Regions from separate parts of the Mus musculus genome. Here region 2 is linked to region 1. Evidence: chromatin contacts called from ENCODE Hi-C or POLR2A ChIA-PET data. All regions are on one chromosome and are shown on one strand. Each heading gives the region's core, a stretch centred on a gene start or an enhancer-like site at or near the end of the contact. The rest is flanking DNA. Distances are from core to core; before and after follow the strand shown.

Region 1 (4,544 bases), core at 1,297-3,796:
GAAGGTGGAGTCTTTCTTTCTCTTCCCTCCATTTGGTCAAAATGTAAATAAATCCAACGTTCTTTAAGGCGGTGGTTCTCAACCTATGGTTATCACCCCTTTGGAGGAACATGACCCTTTCACAGGGGTCACCTAAGACAGTTGGAAAACAGGGATAGTTACAGATGGTGCATGACAGTAGCAAAATTACAGTTATGAAGTAGCAACAAAATAATGTTATGGTTGGGGGGGGGGGTCACCACAGCATAAGGAACTGTATTAATGGGTCGCAGCATTAGGAAACCTGACAGCCGCTGCCTTTTAGAGGGAGGGGGAGGGAGAGGGAGCCGGAGGGAGAATTAAACACTCTAGCTTCTGTTTTCCCTTTTAGTCAAAGTAATTCAGTGTTACCCAGTCTGACTTCCCAGGAGATACTGCCAGGAAATGCTGCCAGATCTGGTAACTGAGGTGGGATGCTTTTATTGTTTCACATCAGCAACACCCTGATCTAGCCTGAAGACTCAAGAAAGAGTCTACAGGTAATAATTACAGACAAGAGAGAACCCGAAAAGAACAGATGTTTTGACACCGTTTCGACTTACCGTGTGTACGCATCTGTTCAGTGTCGGAGACACTTCGGGGGAAGAATCCTAATTTGCCACTCACTGGGTGCACTGCAGCAAGCTCTCTGACATCTCTGAACATCACTGTATTCATCTTGATGCTTCCGTTAATTGTTTATTTACTTTGTGTGTATGTGGTAGGGGGAGGGGGCACACACATACCCTGGCACGGGTGTCAAAGGACAACTTGTGGGAATTGGTTTTCTCCTTCTACCATGTGGACACCAGGCATCTACCTCAGGTCCTCAGGTGTGACAGCGGGCACCTTTACCCACTGAGACATCTCATTGGCCCAGTTTATCATCATCATCATCATTTATAGACAGGGTCATATTATGTAGCTGGTTGTCCTAAAATTTAGTATGTAGACCAGGCTGGCTACAAACTCATAGAAATCCACTTGCCTCTGCCTTCCAAGTGCAGAGCTTAAAGGTGCGTGCCACTATGTCCAATGGAGTTTATTAGTCTTAAAAGGCAGAAATGACAATTATACAAAAAGGGTTATTCAGTACATTAAATTGTTGATGTGTATTTAAATATTGTCTGTCACTCAGACTTATAATCCCAGCACTTGAACGACTGAAACAGAGATCAAGAGCTTGAGGCTAGCCTAGACTTTATGGACTCAGGAGTGGGGTCTGATTTCAGAAAATGAACCTGATTTTCTTGCTTTCTTGATAAAACTCTTTAAAGAAGAAAAGCAAGTCCTATTATATATATATATATATGTGTGTGTGTGTGTGTGTGTGTGTGTGTGTGTGTGTGTGTTACATATATATTATATGTGTGTGTCTATTTATTATATATTATATATTATATGTTATATGTTGTATGTTGTATATTGTATATACATATCCCTCTAAACACTAAAATCAAAGCCTCTGACTTGCTAGGTAAAGCAAGTCTGTATTAATGTGACCCATATTTAACAAACATTACCAGTTTTTGCTGCTTTTTTTCCTATCTATAATTTCTTCCCAGGCTCATGCCCCGTGTTTCAATCACACACATGGGTCCCCTCAGCAGAGCAATGCAGCTAAAATGAGAAGCATCCAGGAATACGTTTTCCAAGCACTGTCTGAGTCCTCGGAGGCCTCGAAATTATTTTCACAACAAAATAAATTTTAGTACATTTGATAGTTTTTCAGAGAAGGCCTGCTATGTGGAAGATACCAGGGAGATTCAAAGACAAGCAGGCTATGTGTGATGGGAGCTCAAACAGCTCTCACCTGCTGACCCGGCTCACACAGCCAGGCCCTCCCCACCCAGCCTATTTTTCAAGTCTACAAGAAATAGAGCAGACAAAATATTATGGGAAGAACATGGGTTTTTTCCCCCTAAATTCTGTAGATAAATTGCTTACTCTAAAAAATAACAAAGCAAAATAAAGATTTTTTTTTCTGCATTTCCTCTGGTGGCTATATGTTGTTTGAATTCAGCAAGAAATTACTCAATTCCCCTTTCCTAAACAGGCGCCATAGCTGCTCATACAGGAGACGCAGCACAGAGGCTCTGGAGAGACGATTTATAGAACAAGGCACCTCATATTATATATACCAAGCATGATGGCATTTAAGCAACTCAAGGGAAATACATTTTTTTACACTGTATCAGATATTCTGTACTAAGAATTTTTATGCAGTGCACTAGGTAAATTCCATGCAAAATTATTTTCCCTGAGAAGCAGCCCTTTCGGGGAGCCCCTGTCTGCCGTTTTTATTCCTCACCTCAGAAGACTAATCTAAAATGTGACCTTATAAACAGTGCCAGCAGACAAGGAGCCGAACATTTGCAAGGGAGTTTCACTCCCTGATGTCCTAAGTCCCCTGGGAAGAAGGAAGTCATGTGTCATTTCCCTTGCACCTCCAGGGAGCTATTTATAGCCCAGCATGTCAACGAAAACCCTGGTAACCGGGGAAAGTTAATGTGCCTTCCAAAGGCAGTAGTTCAGTATCAAATTCAAGGTGTGCATGTGTGTTCCCAGACACATTTACTCCACTCACAACTGCCTCTCATTCAGTATGAAGGAACCCCATGTGCCGTATTTACTCTGGTTTTCACATTACCCCTGTGACAACTCGGCAGGATCCTGAAGTTCTGAGAATATCTTAAGGGGAATTCCAGACCAAATGTTGTGGGTAATTACAGTCCAAAAAAAAAAAAAAAAAAGAAAGAAAAATGAAAAGTAAAAGTCTCAGAATTCTTCTTAAAAATTTAAGGAGATGCAAAGGCTACATAAGACCGAAACCACAATAAGGTTTCACTCTCTTGCTGGGGCAGGGCTGGGGGAGAGGGGAGAATCTGAAATAAGTTTAAATGTCAGCTATGTATACCTGACTAAATCGATGACGTAGCTATCTATAATTATCCTAATTTGCAAGGCCTTTATGGGGTTTGGTTTGTTTTGGTTTGTTTTGTTTTGTTTTGTTTTGTTTTGTTTTGTTTTAGATAACTCTGGCTTCTGGGCCAAGTGGAGAGTCCTTTTCCGAAATCCTTTTCTTAGACCAGTCAAGTAGATTCAGCTAGAGTTCTTTCTGGTTTGGTTTTAGTTGGTTTTGAGACAGAGTCTCTCTGTGTAACCCTGCCTGTTCTGGAACTCTTCCGTAGCCCAGGCTGGCCTCCAACTCCTAGAGATCTGACAGCCCTCTGCCTCCCAAGTGCTGGAGTGCTGGGGTTCAAGGCGTGCACCACCTTGCCCAACTGCTGCCAGAATACTGAAGGCAGGCCAAGCCCATCACAGTTATACCGATATGGAAATGGAGACCAGAGAAACTGGGGGGAAAACCGTATCTCAAAAACCAGCTCAACAAGCAGATCAAGAACCAGTTCCTTTCAACCTATTCTAAGCCCTGTCTGGCTGCAGGTCACAGGGAAGAGGTCAGCCAATGGACTTCTCCACTTTACGGCTGCATCCACCAAGTGTTAAGAACGAGACGACATCCACCAAGTGTTAAGAACGAGACGAGAGCTGTTCAGTTACCTGTGACCTTAGGTAGCAATGGGCAGCACCGAGCAATCGCGGTTGCTGTGACCTATTCATTGAATGAAAACTAACTAACAAGGCACGGAGACTGTGCACACCTGCAACCTCAGCCCTCCAGTTGTTGAGGCAGGAGAATGGTAGATTTTAGGCCAGGCTGGGCTAAACAGCAAGCTGTAGACCATCCTGATTTGTATAGCAGGGCCCCCTGGGTTCTTCCCTTGAGCTCCTGCTCTGATGTCATGTATAATAAAATGTTAGGTATAAGCCAAATTAACCCTCCCCTCTCCGGGTTGTGTTGGGTCCTAGAGTTGATCACAGCAGCAGCAAAGCAGACTGGAGCATTAATCCAGAGAGACAAGCAGGGAAGAGTTTTGAAGCCTGGGCTGAATGTACTATTTCCCAGATAACTCGGTTCCCAGCTCTGAAGGTGTCTCCCCATTTTACAAAAGGGACTCCTGACAAGCTCCCACATCAGGAGGTCATCCCTGAGGCAAAAATCTATGGAATGGAAACTTCCAAACACAAATCAAACCCTGCCCTTTCCTTTCCTCTGGCTTTCAGCTCTAAATATAGCACCAATCAACACACGCTAATCAGAAAAAAAGGCTCTCACTCCTTCACCATAAAATGTTGGCCTTTCTTTTTCTTCCTTTACCTTCGTTTATCTATTTATTTTATGTGTCCTATTCTGTAACCCAGGCTGGCCTCTGACTCAGGTAGTGGCACACTATCTATGATCCCGGGACTCAAAGAGGCAGACGCAAGAAGGTCATGACTTCCAGGCCAGCCAGGACTTGAAAACATGCTGAGAAAGAGAAAGGGGGTTTAGAGGTAGAGACAGAGACCAGGGGATTTTAAAATGACAACATCTCCAAAATTCTAGTTTTAGTTCTATATCTGGATGACAACATTTCTTTGAATAGCTTTTCTGCTGATTTGTACAAATACATCCCCTTTGC
Region 2 (4,612 bases), core at 1,942-4,441, 110 kb before region 1:
AGGATTGCCATCAGACTTAGCCACGCCTACTGTCAGAGAGCCCACCTATAGGGACGCGACACTAGGAAAAACGCACCGTGATCCTATGCCTGTGGGTTGTAGAGCAAGGGTTGAAGCCAATTCATCGATTCTTCTTGCCGCTCCATGTATGTGTCAGCCTTTCTCACAATTCCAGAGCCTAAAATGACGTCAGACACCTTTGTCAGCATGCGTGTCAGAGGTTGCAGACGCCTGCTCATATCCTGCAAACAGCTAACAAGCTTTCTGCTGACCCCTCATCCGTGACCCTTTTCTACACGTAGGGCTGAGGTGCTGGGTCAGGGATGAAAGGGCGACCACCTCCAACCTGACCCATAGGAGCGATCTGGGCGGCCACGCTTAGATGCTACTGAAAGATTACAGAAGGGTGTAGAAGGCAAACAAGGTTAGAAATGTCAAACATTCAGCCTGGGGGGAACATGCAGCCTGGAGAAAGAGGAACCGCGGCCTGGGGGGAACATGCAGCCTGGAGAAAGAGGAAACGCAGCCACTAAACAGCAGTAAAACAGGCAGAAAGGGAAGCAGAGGACATCGTGCAGATAGGATGAATTCGGATCCTTTCAGACAAAATGTGTCAGAACATTTCTATCTTTCTTTTTTAATGCTGACTAATTTGAATTGGCAATGCCTTCTTTCAGTGGGGTTAGATTCCTCTCTCCTATCCTAAATTCCGGACACCAATTTCCTCTCCGCCAACATCCTAAAGAGTATCAATTTCTTGGCCATCTTGCTTGAATATTTCATAGAGAAACAAATACATTCTTTAATTTTGTTACCTAATTTTTAAAATTACCCTGTTTTTTTTTAAATAAAATATCTTGGTAATCTTTTGACGTGTATTCATAAAGAGTATTGCCATTTTATGGCGACAGCATATTTCATTGTATAGGATGCCCATAATTTACTTAACTACTTCCCTGTTGACAAATATTTGCATTGTTTCAAATCTTCTGCTCTTACTGTAACACTGTGAGCATTTCAATCACTCTAGATAAATAAGTCTATAGAATAAATTCTGACAATGGCGTTCATGAGGTGAAGTATTCAAGATATACACAATTTTAAAGGCTGATTCCAAATAACTGTTCGTGAAGTTATACAAGTTTATTACCCCACTGGTAATGTCTGAGAACACCAATCTCCTCATATCTGTTCACATTTGACTTCCTTCTCACCATGCAACAGTGGTGCCCGACTTCAGGGTCCCAACTCTTTGGGAGTCAAATGACCCTTTCACAGGGTTCACCCTAGACACCAGAATATTTACACTATGAGATCTATACCACAATTCATAAAAGTGGCAAAATTACAATTATGAAACAGCAACAGAAATAATTTTATGGCTGGGGTCACTACAACCTGAGGAACCGTATTAAAGGGTCACAGCATCAGGAAGGTTGAGAACTGCTACCCTGCAACAGTAAAAATGACTATCTGGAGCAATTTGATTCCTAACTACAGCCGTATAAAGCTAGCTATCTCTTAATGTGTTTAACAAGGACATCCTCTTTTCTGTGGATTTTATTTTATTTTACACATTTTTCGCATTGGACTTGTGGCCTTTTTCCTATTAACTTATGAGAAAGTTCTATACATAAAGAAGATGAGACCTTGTTCACTAAACTGCAAATGTTTTCCGACTTCATATTTAATTTATGACTTTGTAATGGTACTTTAAAAAAAGGTGTTCTCTCTCTCTCTCTCTCTCTCTCTCTCTCTCTCTCTCTGTGTGTGTGTGTGTGTGTGTGTGTGTGTGTGTGTGTGTGTGTGTGTGTGTGTGTGTTGGTATGTTTATGTGGATGCCTGCAAGTGTCCACAGAAGCCAGAAGAGGTTGTCAGATCCCCTGCAATTGAAGTACAGGAGGTTGTAAGCCCACTGATGTGGATGCTGGACCTCTGCAAGAGCAGGCAAATACTGAACTGCTGAGCCATCTCTCCAGCCCCTATGTAGCTTCCTGCATTGCAGGAAACCGTATCCTCTGCTCACTTTCTGAAGCATCACACTGAATTGAGGTGAAAGAAGCTGAACCTTATTAGAAATGAGGAATGGGGCACAGCCAAGGAGGAACCACACCCTTCATGGTTTCTTCTTTCATTCGACACCATCACTACGTTCTGGTACTAATGCTGCCACAGAGCTCAGCCCGCTGACTAGACAAAAATCATCTCTCATGACATCAGCCACCACAGTCCAAAGGAAGACAGACTTCCTGGCTGAATCAGAGAGAAATTGATGCTCTGAGGTCTCCAAAGAATGCAGTGACCACAACAGATTTCCTTATTCTGAAGCTACCTCCTCAGACCATCCAATTATAAGAGTCCAAAGAATCAGCCTGCAGATGACTTGGTAACTGAATGAGCAAAGAAAAGAAAGAAGGGGGGAAATGACTAATGGAAATCACACTGCAAGCAAGGGGTGTGCCACACAGGACCCAAATTGCCGGCAGCAGATAAGCAAGTAACCTTGGAACCTTTCTCGAATGAGGGAGGAGGGAGCCCTTTTCAGAGGATCACATATCAAACGCAATACAGAGGCAGTGGTGGGAGGGATGATACTTCTGTTGTTATTGTTGTTGTTGTTGTTGTTAACATTTGTTTATTATTACATGTAAGTACACTGTAGCTGTCTTCAGACGCACCAGAAGAGGGCGTCAGATCTCATTACGGATGGTTGTGAGCCACCACGTGGTTGCTGGGATTTGAACTCAGGACCTTTGGAAGAGTAGTTAGTGCTCTTAACTGCTGAGCCATCTCTCCAGCCCCACGATACTTCTTTTAAGGGTTTAGGAAGAAAACTAAGCAGTTCTATAACAATACCAAGAAAATGGGCCAAGACTGTTTGCAAAAAGAATGTTTCCTGCATTTCTCAGCCCGATCTGTGGCGGTTTCGGAAAGCCACCAGCATTCTGTCTCATCTGAACCAATTCTGCTCCTGCCTTGTAGGATCCTGGGAGCCTTACCCTTGTTCACCACCTAGTCCAGTCCTCTACAGTCTATCGGCTCTCTGTGTGCTTCCTTTTTCTCCGACTGGCCTCTCTATATATAACTTTTGCGCTGGACCCTGGCAGCGCAGTCCCAAAACCTGGCAGAGCAATCTTCCCCATGCCTTGGCTTCCTGACCCACGTTCGGGCGCCTGTTCCTCCTGGAACACTGCCCTGAACTTCAGCCTCCTTGGCAAGGGCACCAGCAGCCCTGCCAGCATCCTGTTCCTCTCGGAGACAGGACAGAGTTCTTTTCCAACCCGGATGGTACTCCAGGCTCCTCTATGGTCACTCTTCTCTTCCTGAGCACCAACTGAATATTTCCATTTGCCATTGTTCCATCCGGTCCTAGTATAGATCTCCCTCCCTCTCCTACGTGGGAACTCACAGATACCTGTGTCAGCAAAATCAAGTCCCGATTCATCACACACCAACTCCACCCACTTTCAACCGTAAGTGTGTTTATTAAAAACAAGAAAATCGGAGGTCCAAAAACTCCAGGTTTGATTAATCCTGCAGCCCGCGGTTGTCATGAAGGATCTGAGACTTCTCTCTTGGCTCTGCTAAATGTGCTGCCTACTTTTCAGAGAGCTGCATAGCAGCGGACCTGATTGGGTTGGGAAAGTCTCCCCGGCACCCTAGGAACAATCGATTCATCCACTAGGAGATACTGGCCAGCCAGCTGCTGAGCTACTCATGGTGTGAGGGAATTTTGACTAGCATCCTGGCAGTATAATATCTAGAGACAGAAAGACATTTCTTGGAACGTCTGTTTTGGAGAGAGAGAGAGAGAGAGAGAGAGAGAGAGAGAGAGAGAGAGAGAGAGAGAGAGAGAGAGAGAGAGAGATTGAGATTTTTCTAGAAGCATCACAGCCCACCACATCCCCCTGCCATCTTGTCCTGGTTGTGTCCCGGTGTTAATGTTCTAGCCAAGACTGCCAAATGGATAGAATGACAGGTCCCCTGAAGAACATGAACAACTGCTGCCTCACTGTTTGTTGTGTGTTCTTTTAGGTGGGAGATAGCTGTACTGGCTGGTTTTGTGTGTCAGCTTGACACAAGCTGGCATTATCACAGAGAAAAGAGGAAATGCCTTCATGAGATCCAGCTGTAAGGCATTTTCTCAGTTGGTGATCAAGGGGGGGGGGGGGAGCGTCCATTGTGGGTGGTGCCATCCCCAGGATGATAGTCTTGGGTTCTATAAGAAAGCAAGCTGAGCAAGCCAGAGGAAGCAAGCCAGTAAGTAACATCCCTCCATGGTCTCTGCATCAGTTCCTGCTTTCTGACCTGCTTGAGTTCCAGTCCTGACTTCCTTTGGTGATGAACAGCAGTATGGAAGTGTAAGCCAAATAAACCCTTTCCTCCCCAACTTGCTTCTTGGTTGTGATGTTTGTGCAGGAACAGAAACCCTGACTAAGACACTAGTCTTTCTGCTTGGACCTCTCTGGAGGATTCAGTGTGTTTCTGAACTGAGTAGGCTATGCCACTGAGCTCATTTGTAACGTGACTGTGACTGTACCTAAAGAATAAAAGACAAGAGAAACAGCGTTAGAGGTAGAGAGCAAGGAAGGGGGAAAATGGCATAATATGG

Evidence for each region. Hi-C counts contacts between places; a loop is a spot of excess contacts on that map. ChIA-PET counts read pairs that join two places held with the same protein, here RNA polymerase II (POLR2A).
Region 2: a map of heart shows a loop between it and region 1 (6-fold over the local background). The contact joins two enhancer-like sites. A Hi-C loop is called at or near these places in 5 of 37 maps with a recorded cell type or tissue (gastrocnemius and heart). POLR2A ChIA-PET finds 5 or more read pairs at or near these places in 1 of 5 experiments (embryonic stem cell).

The regions. Positions count from the first base shown.
Region 1 is chr10:117,939,018-117,943,561 of GRCm38, reverse strand. All of the region lies in intron 3 of 4933411E08Rik (RIKEN cDNA 4933411E08 gene), which reads right to left. Among named protein-coding and RNA genes, the nearest start is that of 4933411E08Rik, 16 kb to the right of the region's middle. Within about 2 kb of position 2,546, at least 2 of the 3 ENCODE cell types and tissues checked have a DNase peak (open chromatin) inside an H3K27ac peak, as active enhancers do.
Region 2 is chr10:118,048,091-118,052,702 of GRCm38, reverse strand. It overlaps Gm32663 (a long non-coding RNA gene), which reads right to left. Exons shown (of 6, transcript XR_003948955.1): 2 at 77-178. Among named protein-coding and RNA genes, the nearest start is that of Gm32663, 37 kb to the right of the region's middle. Within about 2 kb of position 3,191, at least 1 of the 3 ENCODE cell types and tissues checked has a DNase peak (open chromatin) inside an H3K27ac peak, as active enhancers do.